Regions from separate parts of the Homo sapiens genome. Here region 1 is linked to region 2. Evidence: chromatin loops called from intact Hi-C (ENCODE). Cell type or tissue: mammary epithelial cell. All regions are shown on one strand. Each heading gives the region's core, and the rest is flanking DNA. Links, peaks and the distances in the headings are about the cores only.

Evidence for each region. A loop is a pair of places that touch in the nucleus more often than their neighbours do. Peaks named below come from ENCODE experiments on the same cell type or tissue, not always from the same donor. Only the 100,000 strongest peaks of a DNase experiment are listed, where the experiment ranks them.
Region 1: it touches region 2 in a loop (12-fold over the local background); 9 of 110 quality-filtered maps call a loop at or near these places.

Annotation. Positions count from the first base shown.
Region 1 is chr11:81,000,448-81,010,760 of GRCh38, forward strand. No RefSeq gene overlaps it. Among named protein-coding and RNA genes, the nearest start is that of LINC02720, 240 kb to the left of the region's middle. In mammary epithelial cell, for the core only: a CTCF peak has its summit at 6,802 (motif pointing left); a DNase peak (open chromatin) is centred at 5,334; H3K27ac peaks cover 1,842 bases.
Region 2 is chr11:79,703,557-79,713,869 of GRCh38, forward strand. No RefSeq gene overlaps it. Among named protein-coding and RNA genes, the nearest start is that of TENM4, 270 kb to the left of the region's middle. In mammary epithelial cell, for the core only: a CTCF peak has its summit at 4,951 (motif pointing right); no DNase peak of the experiment used is centred there.

The DNA.
Region 1 (10,313 bases), core at 1,485-9,484, 1.3 Mb after region 2:
GCCTACAGTATTCACTACAGTAACATGCTCTACAGGCTTTGGCTTAGGAGCAACAGGCCATACCTTATAGCCTAGGTGTAGTAGGCCATGCCATCAAGGTTTGTGTAAGTACACTCTATGATGTTTGCACAATGAGGAAATTGTTTAATAATGCATTTCTCAGAACATATCCCCATCATTCAGCAAAACATGACTGTATTTCTTCTACTTAAAATGTTGGCCTTCCATGCCAACAATCTGATAACAAGTTTCTCCTGTTATTTAGGTCTCAACTCAGATGTTTTATCCTTAATTACATCCTGCCACTCTAATCACTAAAGCACCAATCTTCCTCCTTCTTTCCTTCACTGTGCTTATCACTCCCTCAAATTACTTCATTCATATATGATTTTACTTGCTTTTATTTTATATTCCCCTATCAGTATGAGAGCTTTATCACCATTCTTGGCACACAGTAGATACTCATTCATATGAATTAGGAAGTAACGTTCTGCACATTGTGGTTATCTAGTAACCTGAGAAAGACTGCAACAAAAGTTTTACTTTACTACCTAACATTTATTTAGGGCCCACTATGAGTCACAGATATTTTTCTAGGCACTTAACATATATCAACTCTTCAACAATCCTATGAGATTGATATCATTTTATAGATGAGGAAACTGGAGCACAGAACTTTACATAAGTTGCCAGGGTCACATACCTAGTACTCTGTAGGTAGAGTTGGGCTGTGGACCAGGCAATGGGGTGCCAGAATCTGCACTTCTAAACATCACACTCAGCTGGTGGCAGAAAGCACCTTTAGTAGCCAGGCCACTCAAAATGCACTCTCAAAATATGAACTGAAGAGGCAGACAGTCAGTCATATTTTGCAATTAGCAGGCAGTAGAGACAATGAAATAGTAGACACTATAAGAGACATTATATTTAGAATACAGAACCATGCAAAAACCAAAAATAATACAACCAGAAGACCAAATAGTTTTATGGGAGCCTGCAGAAACAGAGAAGCACAATGGTAACAAATACCCTGACTATTTGCTTCCTTTGTTCCAAAATTACATCTTAAGTTTCATGGAGGCTCCATTTCAAGCTATGGAGCTACTTTGAGTACCCACAACATTCCTGTTTTCATTCTTCTCCTTGTCGTTCTTATTTCTGTGTTTATCTCTATTATAAATCCCCAGTACTTGAGGTGATTTGATTGAACTCTGTTCCTTGAAAACAAAATTGCACAGTATAGCCAGAAGTTATTACCTCCCTATTTTCTATTCAAAGACTTCTTTCTACTCTCATTTAGGTGTCAATGAATTTCTGCAAAGGTGTTACTTGCTAATTATGGTTCTGGCTTACAATGGTGTACAGCAATGCTTCTCCACTGAAGTTCTCCCTGGGACATGAGAGTGAATAGGCTCCTCTGGGATTTCAGGGGCAGAATCTGCAGTGACCACTGCAGGGGAGAAAAATCTTTGAAGTCTTGTATCTTACATTTACAAATGCATATGACTTTTGCATTCTTTCATAATATGACCATGCTAGTTTTACTGTAACAATGTTTTTTCCATGGTTTCGAGGACTATCTAATATGTCACCGTGTACATTATTTTGAAAGGTACAACATTAAAATATAAACACTTTAAAAATGTATACAGTTTTAAAGTAGTCATCACAAGTTAGAAAGAAAAAACAGTCTTCAATATCTGAAAGCACTTTGCTATAATGATGGAAATCCAAATAATGAAAATTGCTATTTGCCAGCATGAAGTCCTGCTTTGGACCCCTCTCGGACAAATTTACAGATCACATTTTCTTTAGAGGCTTCCACAAGATTATATTATGACTTATTTCTAGATCTGGATTGAGACCAATGGCTTCCAAACATTTTATCACTGACTCATAATAGGAATAAATTTTACATTGCAGCCTAGTACACACAACCACATACCTAAAGCCAAAGTTTCATGAAATAATAGAGTATCTTACTATACATAGTACACTCTATTCTATTCCATTCGAATATCCATCCATCCATTCTATTATGTCCATACCAATTTTATTTTCTAACACATGCTGATCAAGAATCACTAAACTGATTATAAAATCTAGGAACGTGTGAAGACTCTTGCTTTGAAAGACATTGCATAAGACAATATCTCCATCATGTGTCATGCAAAGGCAACATGTTTATAAATGGGAAGGACACCGATGTGAATTAGACAGTATAGAAATCAAGCCGAAAAGAAATGTGCTACATCCCACAGATGAAGTCTAAAGTCAACTAGGATAATACTTAAAGAACTATACTTATTTTTCCTCAGAACAGTTAACATATCCAAAGTTCTACTTGAAGACTTACTTCTCCCTTGAACCAACTGCATTCATTGTACCTCCCCTAACTGACGCTCACAGCTTGGGTCTCGTCTCTCTGTTAGGACATGTAAGCACCATGACTTACTTTTTAAAATATTTCTTTTTGAAAACTGGAGAAAAAAAATTTCAAATGACTGGTTATCTGTCATTTTTTTTTTTTTTGAGGTATATAAAGTCAAAAGTGAAACTCTCCCTTCCCTTTATCTCTCCTTCCAATCACAACTTTCAGAAATGTTCATTAACTGTTTGATACATAAATTTGAAGCTTTCATTATTCAAGGATATATTAACCTATACGTGCTGTGAAGAGATACATAATTTCATATATGATTGTACATACTTTTAAATGAAATTTTATCTTATACATATATTTCCAGCTTGATTTTTTCCCAACAAAATGCATTATGTATCTTTTGACTTTAGTTAACCTACATGTACTCCATAGTTTGTAATGACCGTGGTACTCTTCCACTGGATGAACACCACACACAGTATTTAACTATTTGTCCATTGACTGGCATTTAAGTTCCTCACTGATTCTAACACTACCACAATGCTGCAATGATTCTCATACCCACATATACTTTTAATCCAAACATTTTACTGTGGTAGATTTCTGAAAATGAGCATTGGTACTTTAATTTTTAACTGAGGCTCCAAATTGCTCTCCAGAATATTTTGACCAATCTATACTTTCACTAACACCATCTGAGAATGCCCATTTCCCAAATCCCTGTCAATATAGATATTATCTATCAACACTGAAAACTTATTGTAAGTTTTGTGAGGAAAAAATGCATGTTTCGTTACTATTGAATTTTGTATTTCCCTGAGGTGTGAAGTAAGTTTAAGCATCTTTTCACGTCATGTAAATTTCAATTTTTTTCCTGAATTGCTCGTTCATATGTTGCCTATTTTTCTGTTTGACTGTTTATCTTTCCTAAAATTTTATTTGTAGAAAAAAAAGTGTCATAAAGCCCTATGTCTGTTCTGTATGCTACATTTTCCTTTCAGCATGTCATTGTTTTTTAACTTTATGCATAGAGCTGAGCCACATAAGAAGTGTTTTACATTTAAATTTGCTTGTTAATAGATACGCAGTTAAATTTGTTACTATTTTACTTATGACAACTATGTTTTGTCACGCTAAAACTGGTTTCACTACTTCAAAGTTAAAAAACTGCCTTCCATACTTTCACATCACTGTATTTTTCATGTAATATTATTGAAAATTATTTTTGTGTAATTGGGACTCCTTCGATAATTTATGTCTTGCTAGAAAAGAATCCATTTTATGTATTTCTAATTTATTTCTATATTTATGCAAACAAAATCTCATTATTTTGTTTAATCTCACTTGTATCTATAATTATACCTTATACTTTTCATTCCTATTTTTTTAACGTTAAAAATTTTCTGTGTCAGTCCTGCTAGGTTATTTTTTTTATTTTCATGTTTTTACAGAAATACATTTTATCTTTTTCATTCTTAACTTTAATTTTAGTTTTACAAAATATTAATTTTTAACTTTATTAAGCTTTTTTCTATCATAATTTTTTGTTTTGTTTTCTAGTTTCTAAAGTTGAATTAGTTGACTTATTTGTAATAATTTTTAAGGTACATAAAATTATATATTTTACTCTGAGTACAGTTACAGCGGCATCTCTTAATTTTAAAAAACATACTTGCATTTCTTTAATTTCTAAATAGTTTATATTTTTAATTTTGATTTGCTTTTTGAATATCTATTTGCAGCAGCAGAGAAGATTTGAATCTAGTTAGGAAATTAAATATATCTGGGCATATCTACTAAACTTGTACGAGCTGTGTAAGTAAATTCTCTCTTTTCCTCTACATATGGAGAATATTAGTAGAGTTGGGCTGGGAGAAAGCACCAGTTCTAGAATGGAAAGTGAAAGAAAAGAATGGCAGCATTTTCCTCAGACATTGGCCTAAAAGCCACTGAAAGGAATAGCACACTTGCCATCAGCTTTTTTGAACAAGGGCCTGAAGAAGCTGAAGGAGCTGTTTTACAAAGAAACCTCCTGACACGGTAGCATATGCCATCCAACTTTTGAAACCCAGATGAAAAGTAGGACAGTGAAGGAAAAGGAGGGCCACACTTTTTCTTTTTCTGCTGAACACAGTGTAGCTCCAATATATTAAAGCTTCTAGGAAAGGCTTTGGTCCCTCTCATCTATTCTATATGTAAATATTTTTAAGAACCTGTTTCATGCTAAGCACTGTGCTTGTCCTTGAAGAAGCAGTGAGGAACAGTGTTGGCTTCATCATAGGCTGAATCCTCAGCATGGACACGTGCCCTATCAAATTGAACACTGGTAGCCAAGGGCAGTGGGAGGTTAGCATGGGGATGTGGGAATCACTCCCCTGCCAAGTGGCCTCGGAAGTGGAAGACCACCAAAAAGGGAGACTGAGGAGAACATCAGAAAGTTGATGTAAGCATATCTAAAACTTCTGGCTAGAACCACACGAACACTTGGGTAAAATATGAGTGGGATTTGCAAAGGTTCCACATTCACAGATTAGAAAAAGACCTAGAATTATGTAGATTATTACAATTTATACATCCCTTGTAATTGTTTTCCAAGACTGGTGATGCCATTGCATAAGTATTTGCTCAGTACTGACAATTGACCAAAAATTGGTAGAGGGAAATGAGGTAAAGGGACTTTACCTTTGTTACTGTTATATACTGATTCATCCTCTGTATCTTCTTCGTTCTAAGAAAAAGATTTCAACATCATCTACATAACATACGTGCCAGATTTCTATGTTCCTAGGACTGTGTACATAGCATATTATTTAGTCAGTAAAATATTAATAACTCTGAGCAGTAATTATCATCATCATGGCTACTGAGGAGGAGACAAGCTGAAGGAGATTGACTCACTTACTAAAGTCACATAACTAACATAGGATAGAGTCCTTTCCAGGGAACAGTATATTTTCAGCCAATGTCTTTTGAACCAACGATGGTGTAAGTCATAGCTTTATTACTCATTCAGTTGCAAGAATTTAAACTGGGGTCTGGTGAGTCATAACCACTGAGCAATCACAAAGAGCTTGTAATCATTACCCATTTCAGAGTAACCTACAATAAAACCTACTTAAAAATGATCACTTTTCACCACAGATAGATCTGTAGAGGTGTAAAACAATATTATCAGATGTAATTATCTGAAGTGAAGTACTGCAGTGGGCACAAATATGGAAGAAGTGAGTATTAATTTTATTAAAATTGTTCATTAGAGTTAATCATTTGTTTATTCAAATGTATGCCCTAAGCACCTCCACATTACCAAATACTATGCTAGACAGTATGAGAGAAAAGACATAAACTCTTTACTAGAAGGAATTTACAGTTTAGCCAGGTAGATTAGATTCGTACTCCCGTTGGAAAGCACCGTCTATCATCTGAAACATACAAATAGCACATGGTAGAAAGAACACTGGGACTGGATTTCTTCCCCCATCGCTGATCAGAGGTGGAGCTTCTTCCCATCATACTTCCTCACTGGAGCACAGTTTTATTACCACTAAGATAAAAAATATGGTCTAGGGGACTGCTAAGATCTACAACATTTTTAAGTACAAGAATTTTATAAATGATTTAGGAGAGACTTTCCTGCAGTATCAGGAAAAACACTAAAGGAGAAAAATTGTATTTGAATTGGATCATGAAAGATTTAATTTGAGAATCTTCATAACAAACGGGAAGAAGTCAGATTTTAGGAAAAATATGTTTATTATAAAAGTAATATTATATTAAGTAATATTGTTGATTTAGCCACAAAACAGTTCATGGTCTTCAGTATGTGTGGAGAGTGTTTTAGGAAGTGGTAGCAAGATGTTGGAAAATTTCAACAAAAATGTTCTAGAGATTATAATTTAAATTCTTTGCATCATCTACACCTTTCCAGTTTAAAACAAATTTTGCCTTTAGTGTCATTTGAAAATTGTCTGCATACCAACATGCATTCTTTTTAATTTAATAGCAAACTGAGTTATGCAATTTGTTCACATTTCAATACCTTTCCTTACATGCTATAAAATTGATAGATCTTGTTTAGGAGTTCCTGTTTATGTTGAAATCACACCAGTATCAATCTTTATCTTGCATATATTTTTGCAAATATTTCTTGATTGTGTACCTTAACACTGAAATATTCTCGTGAACATTTTAAAAAATCAATCATCTTGATGTCAAGCAAACATTTGGTTGACTGAATTGTTGAGCATTCATCCAGATGTTAAAAATAACCAAGACTGTGTGTGTGTGTGTGTGTGTGTGTGTGTGTGTGAGATACAGTGTCTTCATATATTTAGATTTATTCTTTGGATACACAGATCTTGAAATTCCCCTAGTTTTATCTGTGGAACAAATTAGAATCACTACTAATAGTGCCACCTTGTGTCTAAAATTTAAAATCATGGGTACGTTTATATATTACAGAAGTTTCAAGTTAAAAATAATTATATAAATTAATCTACATCAAATTTCTCTTTCAAAATTCAGCAGTTGGAGGTCTAGCCAGGCAAGTGACGTGTTTAAAGCCACTCAGTCAGTGAGTGGTGCAGCTGAGACTAAAACCCAAGAATCATAATACTTGGTTTGGTACTTTTTAAAAATATATCACATTTTTTAGAGAAGTCACTTTTTATGACAAAAGCAAAGTAATCAATTTTAGGTTTAATAAAGCCAGGTGTAGATTTAATATTCATTTAATTTTAATTTATTGCCACAGTAAGATTCAGTTTTGATATGTAACTACTGTAAAATCCTAATAGTTAATGAATGTGTATTGCAATAATGTAGGCACCTATTATTAATGGGTATCAGGGACAATTAACGTGAAGAATATTATCTTTTCAGTTGTTTTTTAAACATATTAATTTAAAAGAAGTCATTCAAGATTTCTTCTCCCACATTATCTGATTTTATACTGCATTTAATGCATTAATCCACACCAGTCTTCAGAAGTAATTTTTAAGAGAGGATTGAGAGTACATGGCACAATGGTGGTGCAACAATGAACAGTCCAAAGCAGTTTTGATAGACTTATTAGTCTATAATAGACTTTTTGATAGACTTTTCATCCGAATATTAGCAAACTGCTATATTGTGTACTTTTATAGAATCTTTATATTTTCAGACCTCCTTCAACTGACTTTATATCAGATTTTCAATCAACAAATATCTATTAAGGATAACACTGAGCTGTTCATAATAAAATGTAAAAAACAAAAAAAAAAAAGGTGGAGTACATTGTCTTTGTCTTCACCCTGAGAGTACATAAGCATTTTTTAGTAAACTTTCAAAATTAAGGATATAGCTGGGCACAGTAGCATGCACCTATAGTCCCAGCTACTCAGGAGGTAGAGGCAGAAGGATTACTTGAGCCTGGGAGTTTTCATCTAGCCTAGGCAATATAGTGAGATCCCCAACTGTAAAAAAAAAATTAAGAATGATTTACTAACACACCATCAAACATTCACATTACTTCTATTTTTTAATGGTGGAGAAATGGAAAGCATTTTAAATGATGGGAAACAGAAGGAAAACGAAGAAATCAATATTTATTGGCCACTTGTGATACGCTGGGAACGTCACAATTGCTTTAATCCGCTAATTTGAGAAAGGGCTTCAGAAATTTTTACCCACAGCCCCCACTTTAATCCTCCATAGTTATATTACGTCCAGATTCTAACTTGCTGTTCTGCTTGGTTTACTCTTCCAGAAGTATGAAGCTTAATATTATGGCTGAAAATTGGCCTTCAAACAATAGAAACAAAAAACTTACTTTATGGCATGCATTTCTAGATTTTGGAATTAATAAACTTACTATACTTGAAGTTAGTTTACTTGTTTAGTAAATGTCTAGTATACCTTTACAAGATGGACTATGTTTTTTGGTCAATATTTCTAAACAGGAGCAAGTTTAGCTAATAGGACTTTTCCAGGGTGAAAATATGAAGATTTTCAAATGCATCCAGTTGTCTGATAGAACTCATTCCACCGCAGCAAAAGCAATACAGCAGAAACTAGGAGTCATTTTCCTTAGGTGCTTCCATTATAGAAATATAGTCATGGAATCTGAATAAAAAATGTGGTCATAGAGTACACAAAATAACAATAACAATAATAATAATGACGTGGCCCATTTTACTTCAATGGTTTTACACAAATTTGGTTATGTCAGCTTGATTGCCGTAATAGTAATTCTAATATTAAGAGAAGGGTCCCTTGTACTATGCTTTAGAAAACTATAGAAAGAGGCTGGGCGCGGTGGCCCACGCCTGTAATCAGAGCACTCTGGGAGGCCGAGGCGGGCGGATTACGAGGCCAGGAGATTGAGACCATACTGGCTAACACGGTGAAACCCCGTCTCTACTAAAAATACAGAAAAAATTAGCCAGGCGTGGTGGCAGGTGCCTGTAGTTCCAGCTACTCCGAAGGCTGAGGCAGGAGAATCGCTTAAGTCCGGGAGGCAGTGGTTGCAGTGAGCAGTGATCGAGCCACTGCACTCCAGCCTGGGCGACAGACGGAGACTCCGTTTCAAAAAAAAAAAAAAGTATGGAAAGAAAAACCAAGGCATGGTAAAACATGTGGAAAAGAAGAAGACGAGGAAGAGGGGAAATTCTCAAAGCCATAGCTAGGTTTCTAAGATGCCAGGCAACCCAATGATTGAATTCAAAGGAAAAAATAAATAAATAACAACAATTTGACCTCATAAAAAATTAGATGACTTGATATATCATTCAGAATTCATACATTTAAAAAATTTCAATAGTTGTTTTGCTTCTGTAAGTTGCCTATTTAGGGAGGAGATCAGAATACTAATCTCCAATGTGAAAAAAAAATGTACACCTAAATATCAGTGAAGTACATGGTTTAACCTACTAGCTACTTTCTAGCACTGGTCTCTATTTATTAGGTAAGAATTTTCTGAGTTTTGAAAGAATAGGCTTTCTGAAGGTTGCAAAATTTCCCATAGTGACTGTTAAGACTTCACTACAGAACACTGTATTTTTTTAAGAAACTACCACTCACAGTATTTCAGATAAAATATAAATATGATCTACAAATGTGACATCTTCTGGGGTAAAGAATAAAATAAAGGCTGTGTCAGGAACAAAAGAGATTAATTTAATAGTATTTCAGGACTGTTAACTAACTCCTGGCATTTATGAAATATTAAGAGAAGGATTTATCTACTGACCTGAAAGGAAAATGAGAAAGCTATGTACTGAGACATACTAAAATATTTGTCTCAGCTTAGAGACTTTATAAATTAACATGCTTAAGAATCAGGCTTCAAATCATTTTTAAACATTTGAAAAGCTTGGTGTCCAGAAATATAAAGTGGATAAGGAGAAAAGAAGTGGCTGGATTACTCAACATAACATCTACAGTGGGTTAGGGTAGCAAAGAATAACTGCACAGGCATTTCTCCAAACCTGTTTGGTGCTATCAGTTCAGAGAAAACCATGCACATCCACATCCACATGCACATGCCCAAATGCACATACACCCACTGCTATAATTGGCTAGCCAAATCACAATGTCATTAGGAAATTCAAACATATATAGGTACTACTTTTTAAAGAAACTGGAGTATTTTAGCATCATCAGTGAATATTTGCTTCAGGGAAATCTTTAGAAAGCTATCTGAGGGATCATCCCATTTAAAAAAAATGGGTAAAATTTCTGGAAAGACCAAGTATTAAAAGTGGGTTTTTAGGTGTTAATTCAAATAAGGTTATGAAATATAATTATTTCAGCTTTTCTTTATTTTGCTATTTTTTACAATAAATATTATTTTCATAATAAGAAATACGGTTTATTCTAAACGAACTAAACCAAGAAAAGAAGATAATAAATACAAAATTCTGGGACAAAGTTTTTTAAAGAATGATGGAAC
Region 2 (10,313 bases), core at 1,482-9,481:
TAATAAGAGAAGAGAGAAGATTCAAATACACATGATTAAAAATGACAGGGTGAAAATAACCACTGACCCCACAGAAATACAAATAACCATCAGAGACTATTATGAACACCAGCACAGGCTCAAAGTAGAAAATCTAGAAGAAATAGATAAATTTTGGGACATATACACCCACTCAAGACTGAACCAGGAAGAAACTGAATCCCTAAACAGACCAATGATGAGTTCCAAAATTGAATCAGTAATTAAAAAAAAGCCAGAAAAAGCCCAGGACCAGAAGGATTCACAGCTGAATTCTACCAGATGTGTAAAGAAGAGCTGGTACCATTCCTGCTTAAACTATTCCAGAAAACCAAGGGGGTGGAACTCTTGTTCAACTCATTCTATGAGGCCAGCACCATCCCAATATCAACACCTGGCAGAGATTCAACAGTAACAAAACTTCAGGCCAATATACTTGATGAACACTGACGCAAAAATCTTTAACAAAATACTAGCAAACTGACTCCAGCAGTCCATCAAAAAGCTAATCCATCATGATCAAGTAGGCTTTATCATTGGGATGCAAGGTTGGTTAAACCTATACAAATCAATAAATGTGATTCATCACATAAAGAGAACTAAAGACAAAAATTACATGATCGTTTCAACAGATACAGAAAAGGCTTTCAAGAAAATACAACATCCCTTTATGTTAAAAGCTCTCAACAAACCAGGTATTGATAGAACAGACCTCACACTAATACAAGCCATCTATGACAAACCCACAACCAACATCATACTAAATGGGCAAAAGCTGGAAACATTCCCCTTGAACACCAGCATATGACAAGGATGCCCTCTTCCACCACTCCTACTCAACATAGGAGTTTTATTGGAAGTCCTGGCCAGTGCAGTTAGGCAAGAGAAAGAGATAAAGGCATACAAATAGGAAGAGAGGAAGTCAAACTATCCCTGTCTGTAGATAACATGATCCTTTATCTAGAAAATCCCATAGTCTTGGTCCCAAAGCTCCTTAAGCTGATAAACAATTTCAGCAATGTTTCAGGATACAAAATCAATGTATAAAAATTACTAGCATTTCTATACACAAACAACAGCCAAGACAAGAGCCAAATCAGGAATGCAATCCCATTCACAATTGCCACAAAAAGTAAAACATCTAGGAATATAGCTAACCAGGGAAGTGAAAGATCTCTACAATGAGATCTTACAAAATACTGCTGAAAGAAATCCAAGATAACACAACAAATGGAAAAACATTCCATGCTCATAAATAGGAAGAAACAATATCACTAAAATGGCCACACTGTCCAAAGCAATCTACAGATTCAATGCGATTCCTACCAAACTACCAGTGACATTCTTCACAGAACTAGAAAAAAAAATTCTAGTTTCATATGGAGGCAAAGAAAAGGCCCAAATAGCCAAGGCAATCCTAAGTAAAAAGAGTAGGGAGGGGGGAAAAGCAAAACAGAGGCATCATGCTGCCTGACTTTATACTACAGGGCTACAGTAACCAGAACAGCATCGTACTGATACAAAAACAGACATATAGACCAATGAACAGAATAGAGAGCCCAGACATAAGGCCACACATCTACAACCATCTGATCTTCTACGAAGCTGACAAAAGCAATGTGGAAAGGACTCCCTATTTAATAAATGGTGCTGGGATAACTGGCCAGCCACATGCACAAGATTGAAACTGGACCCCTTCCTTACACCATATAGAAAAGTCAACACAAGATGGATTAAGGATGTAAAACAAAAAACTGCAAAAACTCTGGAGGACACTGTATGCGGTATCATTTTTAACATAGGACCTGGCAAACGTTTCATGATGAAGATGCTAAAAGCAGTCCCAACAAAAGCAAAAATTGACAAATGATATCCCATTAAAGTAAATGAGTTCTACACAGCAAGAGAAACTATCAACACAGTAAATAGACAATGTACAGAATGGGAGAAAATGTTTGCAAACTATGCATCTGATAAAGGTCTAATATGCAGCATCTGTAAGAAACTTAAACAAATGTATAAGAAAAAACCAACCCCATTACAAAGTGGGCAAAGGACATGAACAGACACTTCAAAAGAAGACATACATACAGCCAACAAGCATATGAAAAAAACTCAACATCACTGATCATTAGAGAAATGCAAATAAAAACCATCATGAGATACCATCTCACATCTTTTTAATAATAGCCATTCTGACCATGAGATGGCGATTATCAAACATTTATTTTTATTAAATTTTTAAATATCAAATTAAACATTTATTTCTATTAAAATCTTATTTTTTATTTTATTAAATATTTATTATTTTTAATATTAGCCATCTCACAGACATAATGGCTACTATTAAAAAGTCAAAAAATAACAGATGCTGGCGAGGTTGCAGAGAAAAATGCGTACACGCTGTTGATGGGACTGTGGATTAGTTCAGCCTCCGTGGAAAGCAGTGTGGTGATTCCTCAAAGAGCTGAAAACAAAACTACCATTTGACACAGCAATCCCATTGCTGGGTATATACCCAAAAGAATATAAAGCATTCTATCATTAAAACAGATGCAAGCATATGCTCATTGTGGCACTATTCACAATAGCAAAGACGTGGAATCAACCTAAATGCCTATCAATGGCAGACTGGATAAAGCAAATATGGTACATATACAACATAGAATACTATACAGCCATAAAAAAGAATGAGATAATGGATGGAGCTTGAGGCTGTTATCCTTAACAAACTAACATATGTACAGAAAACCAAATACCACATGTTCTCACTCATAAGTGGGAGCAAAAGGATGAGAACAAATGGACACAAGGGGAACAGACACTGGGGCTTACCTAAGGGTGAAGGGTGGGAGGAGAGAGAGGAGCAGAAAAAATAACTATTGAGTACTAAGATTAGTACTAAGTGAGGAAATAATCTATACAATAAACCTCTGTGACATAAGTTTACCCACGTAACAAACCTGCACATGTACCCCTGAACCTAAAAGTTTATTTAAAAAGTGATGTGAAATTTGATAGTGGTAGTGGTTGCACAACTCAGTGAATGTGCTAATAAAACTACGGAATTGTGTGCTTATAAAGGGTGAATCTTATGGTTTGTGAATTATATCTCAGTATAACTGTGATTTTTAAAAAATTAACAGTCTCAAAAAAATAAAAATAAAACAGAAAATATTCAAAAGAAATAATGTGGACCTCTAGGATGTGTCTGCCAAAAAAAAAAAAAAAAACAAAAACAGAAAATTCTGTAAAAATAAAAAGAACAAAATGAAAATGATCAAACTGAAGAGTATAATATGTGCAATAATTATTCACTGGATGTGCTTAACAGTAGATTGCAGATAACGGAGGAAACTATCTGTAGATATTATGCAAACTAAAGAGGAGAGAGTAAAAATATTATTGAAGAAGTGAGAGGAGACTTGAGGAACTATGGGAAAATAGCAAAAAGTCTCCTGGACATTCAGAAGAAGGTGAAAGAAATAAGGAATAAAAATTGTTGAAAGGGTTAGTGGCTAAAATTTCCCAAACTTTGGAGAAGACATAAATTTACAAATTCAAGAATTCAGAAAATGCCAAGCAGGATAGATATAAAGAAATTCACATCTAGGGAGATCACAGTCAAATTACTAAAAACCAAAAATAGAAACCTTTGGAGCACTCAGAGAGAAATGACACATTACATAAAGGGCAATAATAACTCAAAATCTTGCTGATTTCTTATCAGTAAATATGGAGTCCAGAGAGTCGTGCAATAATCTTTAAAGTGTTAAAAAAATACCCAGAATAAAAATAACCAATGATATTTTCGTTCAAGAATAAAGGTGAAAATAAAGATATCTTACAACAAAACAGGCCAGGCACAGTCGCTCACGTCTGTAATCCCAGCACTTTGGCAGACCAAGGCAGGAGGATTATTTGAGCCTAGAATTTTGAGGCTGCAGTAAGCTATGATTGCACCACTGCATTCCACCCTGGGTGACAGAGTGAGACCCCATCTCAAATAAAAGAACCCCCCACAACAATTAAACAAAAAAGATAAAACCAACATAATTTATTGTCAGAAGATCTGCATGATACGAAATAATGAAGTGTTTCAGATTCAAGGAAAATGATACCAGATAGAAACATCTGTCCTTAGGAAGGAATAAAAGGCATTGGAAATTTTAAATATCTGGATAAACATAACATACTAGATTTTCTTAATTTATTTAAAATAAAGCAAAAATTGTAGCATTGTCTTAGGACTGTAATATTTTCAGTTATTATATTACGGCAGCTATAACATAAGGGAAGGGGTGATAAATGAGTATATGGGGTTACAAGGTTTCTACATTTTATGATGTGTTACGCTATTAACTCTAAATAGAGATAAAAGTTAAGGACATAAATTGTAATCCCCAGAGCAATCACTAAAAGATTTCTTTTAGAAAAAGAAAATAATGCAAAGAGAACTAAAAAAACCAAAAGATAAAATAAATAGAATTCTAAAAATTATTTTAAAAACCAGGCAGTAAAGAACAAAGAAAGAAGCAAAAAGAGAGGAGACAAACAGAAAACAAACTAAACTAGCAGACCTAAATTCAACCATGACAATAGTTACAATAAATGTGAATGGACTAAATACTTCAATTAAAACCCAGAAATTAACAGAATTTATTTTTTTAAAAAAGCAAGAAGCAAAGCAACTATATCCTACCTAAAAGAAATGCCTGTAAGTAAGTGGATGGAAAAAGATAACCACGTAAACAGTAAACATAAACAGCTGGACTTGCTGATTTTGTAGCAAACAGATTACTGCTTTCGCCAGTTATCAATTTTATTGTCTCCCAGCTCCAAATCCATCCTCCTTTGGCCTGCTTTATGGTACTGTAGGTGGACTTTAAATATTTCACCATTGCCAACTTTGTTACGTTATGTCAGTAGAGGGTGCTGCAGGGACACGGTAGGAGGAAAGGGCTTTTCTTTCCGGTTTGGTGTACTTTTCTTCTTTCTCCCAGGCATGAGTGGCCTGTAGTGTGTGTGCAAGACATCCAGTGGTGCTCGCTTCCCACTGACTTAGTGGCAACTTTCTGGGCAGCTTTCTAGCCAGTTTGCACCAGCTGACATTCCAATGACTCTTTCGGGTGCCTCAGTAGGTGCCTTTCCAGTGAGTTCCAGCGACACCTTAGTGAGTAGTTTCCTAGTGAATTTTGTCAGGACCCTACTGTGCTGCCAGTTCTAGTTTGTACCTCCATGAACTTCTCGGCCATCCAATGTGCCAAACTCACATTTCCAACCAGGTCTGAGTCTCATGCTTCCGGCCCTGTTCAAAATGTGTTTCTTCCTTAGGTACTGTTCCTTAGCCCCAGAGGTAGTAGCTGCTCTCTGTACCTGCCATTCATCATTCATGGTAGAGCTTGCTCTGCCCCTTAGTAATTAATCTCCTGTTACTACCGAACAATTCCTTAGATTAAATTTGCCCTGTTCCACTTCTGTGTGATTTCTGGACCTTGACTGATATAGATCTCAAGACAAAGAGCTTTATTAAGGACAAAAAATAACATAATTACAAAATAAAAAATAAAAAGCCCCTTTATGGATTGCTGGAGCTTAGGGGTTCTGGTCTTCAGTGAGCTATGATAGCAAAACTGCACACCAGTCTGGGAAACAGAATGAGACCCTGTCTCAGGAAAAAAAATCAAACAAAAACAAAAACAAAAACAAAAATAAAAACAAAAAACAGACAAAAAAAGCCCCTATGAAATGATAAAAGGTCTCATCAAGAAGACATTTAGAATTGACAAAAAGGAACAAATGGATCATTACAGTAGTAACTGGAGACTTTAACATCCTTCTCTCAGAAATTAGAAAAAATAAAAGACATAAATGTTCTGAACAAAACTATCAAACACCTTAAACTAATTAATATGTATAGGACACTATGCTGTAACTAGAAGATACTCATTCTTTTCAAGTACATGTGTTCATCAGAGTGATTATGTTTTCAGCTACAAATTAAAGAAATTAAAACAATTAAAAAGGATTAAATTTATATAAAGTATGTTCTCTGATCTCAATGGAATTAATTTGAAGTCAATAATAACAATAAGATACCTTGAAATATCACAATATTTGATAATAAATATACTTCTAAATAATACATGGATAAAAGAAATCATGCAGAAAATTAGAAAACATTTTGATCTAAATTCGAATAAAAATACAACATATCAGAATTTGCAAGATAGAACAACAGCAATGTTTAGAGAGAGTTATTGCTCTGAACAATGACCCCTGAGACTACTGTAAGAAGCCACCAAAAGAACACCAAAATAAATGCAAAATTAGAAAAAAGAAAGTAATAAAAATAATATGTCTAAGATAAAGTGTATAAAAAATGGCTAATAATTTTTAAAATTAGTAAAGCCCAAAGGTGAGTTTTTTGAAGACTCAGAAACTTAGTAAAACTCTAGCTAGACTGATTAAGGAAAAGGATGAGAAAATACAAATTATCAATATCAAACATAAGAAAAGGGATTATTATTTTGGATACTACAGATACTTAAATGATATTAAAAGAATATTATTAATAACTTATGTCACATATTCAACAACATATTCAACACATTATTTGAAAAATACTGTTTACCAAAACTGACATAAGAAAAAACAGAAAATCTGAATAGCCCTATTTCTAATAAGAAATTAAATCATTATCAAATCCTCTCACAAAGAAAACTTCAGGTCTAGAAGGCTTTACTGGTTCTATCAGACAACAAAAAAAGAAACAAAATTGGCTGGGTGCAGTGGCTCATGCCTGTAATCCCAGCACTTTGGGAGGCTGAGGCGGGCGGATCATGAGGTCAGGAGGTTGAGAGCATCCTGGCCAACATGGTGAAACCCTGTCTCTACTAAAATACAAAAAATTAGCTGGGCATGGTGGCACGTGCCTGTAGTCCCAGCTACTTGGGAGGCTGAGGCAGGGGAATCACTTGTACCCGGGAGGTGAAGGTTGCAGTGAGCTGGAGATTGCAGTGGGCCAAGATCGAGCCACTGCACTCCAGCTTGGTGACAGAGCAAGACTCCAACTCAAAAAAATAAGTAAATAAATAAATAAAATTAAATCCTATCAAATCCTATCAGACATTAAAGAAAGAACTGAAACCAATCTTACATAAATAGTTTCACAAAACAGAGAAGAAAAACTTCCCAACTTGTTTTATGAAGCCAGCATAACCATAATGCCAAAATCTGACAAAATATTAAAAGTAAATAAGGCTAATATCCCTTATGAACATACATGCAAAAATACCTAACAAGATTAGCAAGTTGAATCAGTAATAGAAAAAAAGAATAATATATCATAATCATGTAAGTTTTAATCCCACCATGCTAAACTTAATTAATGCTATTTGCTATATTAATATAGAAGAAAAATCACATAATCACTTCAATAGATGCAGAAAAAGAAATTTACAAAATTTAAAATCCATTCATGTTAAAAAAAAGTCCCAGAAAACTAAAAATAGATGAACATTTCTATAAGCTAATAAAGGACTCTACCAGAAACCCTGTAGCAATTATTATACCTAATGGTGAAATACTGAATACTTTTCCTAGGCTGAAAATACTGAATACTTTTTCTAGGTTGTGTCTCCTAGATAGGAAATGAAGAAAGGATCCAACAATAAAAATACTGGAAAGTTAATAAAGTGGATGAAGTAAAACTGTTTCTATCTGTAGCTAATATAATCATTTACACAGAAAATCCACAGGAAACTGCAATACATATATTAGACCTAATAAGTAAATTTAGCAAAATAGTAGGGTACAATGTTAACATGTAAAAATCACTAAAAATTTATAGCAGTAAATATGTAAATACTTTCATTTACATGTTATACAACATAAAATATTTTGGAATAAATTTAACAAAGATGTAGAGAACCTTTACACTGAAGGCTACAAAATGTTATTGAGCAAAACTAAAATAGATCTGAATAAATGGAAGGATATACTGTGTTCAATTTCTTAAGATAACAACTCAACTTACATTGATCTATAGATTCAATACAATCCAAGTAAATTCAATACAATGAATCCAAGAAAGCTTTTTTCCCCTAGTATCTCTGACCTGGCCAAACTTCCTTTGCCTGATCTATTGTCTACTAATAGCAGGTATGAAGTAGGAACTTTCAGGAACTTTATAATCTGGGCCCTGACTATATTTGCAGCATCATCTCCTGTGATCCCACCCCTACTGTGTACTTCTGGCATGCCAAACTACAAACAACTCTCCCAAAGTGTCATTATATTTCTTTTTGTTTTTCACTTTTATTTTAGGTCCAGGGGTACATGTGCATGTTTGTTACACAGGTAAATTTTGTGTCCTGGGGGTTTTGTGTACAGATTATTTCATCACTGAGGTAATCAGCATGGTACCTGATAGGTAGTTTTTGATCCTCCCCTTCCCTCCTCTGACCCTCCAACTTAAACTGGCCTTGGTGTCTGTTGTTCTTTTCTTTGTATCCATATATACTCAATGTTTAGCTCTCATTTTATATGGGAGAACATGTGGTATTTGGTTTTCTGTATGCATTAGTTTGCTTAGGATAATGGCTTCCAGCTCCATCCATGTTGCTACAAAGGACATTATCTCATTCTTTTTTATGGCTGCATAGTATTCCATGATGTATATGTACCACATTTTCTTTATCCAATCTACCATTGATGGGCATTTAGGTTAATTTCATGTCTTTGCTATTGTGAATAGTGCTGTGATGCACATATGTGTGTATGTCTTTATGGTAGAATGATTTACATTCTTTTGTGCATATACCCAATAATGGGATTGCTGAGTTGAAGGGTAATTCAGTTTTAAGTTCTTTTAGAAACCACTACACTGCTTTCCACAATGACTGAACTAATTTACATTCCCACCAGCAGTGCATAAGTGTTCTCTTTGCTCCACAACCTTGCCAGCATCTGTTATTTTTTGATATTTTAATAATAGCCATTCTAACTGGTGTGAGATGGTATCTCATGATGGTTTTGATTTTTACTTCTTAATGATCAGTGATGTTGAGCTTTTTTTCATACACTTGTTGGCTGCATGCATGTTTTCTTTTGAAAAGTGCCTGTTCATGTCCTTCGCCCACTTTTTAACGGGATTGTTTGTTGTTTACTTGTAAGTTTGTTTAAATTTCTTATAGTTGCTGGTTATTAGATATTTGGCAGATGTATAGTTTACAAATATTTTCTTCCATTCTGTAGTTTGTTCACTTTGCTCATTGTTCCTCTTCCTGTTCAGAAACTCTTTAGTTTAATTAGGTTCCATTTATCAGTTTTTGTTTTTGTTGGAATTGCTTTTGGCATCTTCATCATGAAATGTTTGTCAGGTTCTATGTCCAGAATGGTATTGCCTTGTTTATTTTCTAAGGTTTGTATAGTTTTAGGTTTTACATTTAATTCTTTAGTCTATCTTGAGTTGATTTTTTTATGAGGTATAAGGAAGGAGTTCAGTTTCAGTCTTGTGCATATGGCTAGCCAGTTATCCCCTACCATTTATCGAATAGGGAGTCCTTTCCCCATTGCTTGTTTTTTGTTGATTTTGTCAAACATCAGATTGTTGTAGGTGTGTTGCATTATTTCTGGCTTTCTATTCTGTTTCAGTGGTCAATGTGTTTTTGTATCAGTACCATGATGTTTTGTCCACTTTAGCCTTGTAGTATAGTTTGAGGTTGAGTAATGTGATGCCTCCAGCTTTGTTCTTTTTGCTTAATATTGCCTTGGTTATTCAGGCTTTTTGGTTCCACTTAAATTTTAAAATAGTTTTTTCTAATTCTATGAGGAATATCACTGGTACTTTGATAGGAATAGCATTAAATTTGTAAATTGTTTTGGGCAGTACGGCCATTTTAATATTGATTCTTCCTATCCATGAACATGGAATGTTTTTCCATTTGTTTGTGTCATCTCTGATTTCTTTGAGCAGTGTTTTGTAATTCTGTTTAGAGAGGTTTATAATCTCCCTGGTTAGTGGTATTCTTAGGTATTTTATTCTTTTTGTGGCAGTTGTGAGTGGGATTGCATTCTTAATTTGGCTCTCAGCTTGGATGTTGTTGGTATATGGGAATGCTACTCGTTTTTGTAAATTAATTTTGTATCCTAAAATTGCTGAAGTTGTTTATCAGCTTAAAGAGCTTTTGGGTGAGATTATTGGGTTTTCAAAATGTAGATCATGTTGTGTGCAAACAGGGATAGTTGGACTTCCTGTTTTTCTATTTAGATGCCCTTTTTTTCTCTCTCTT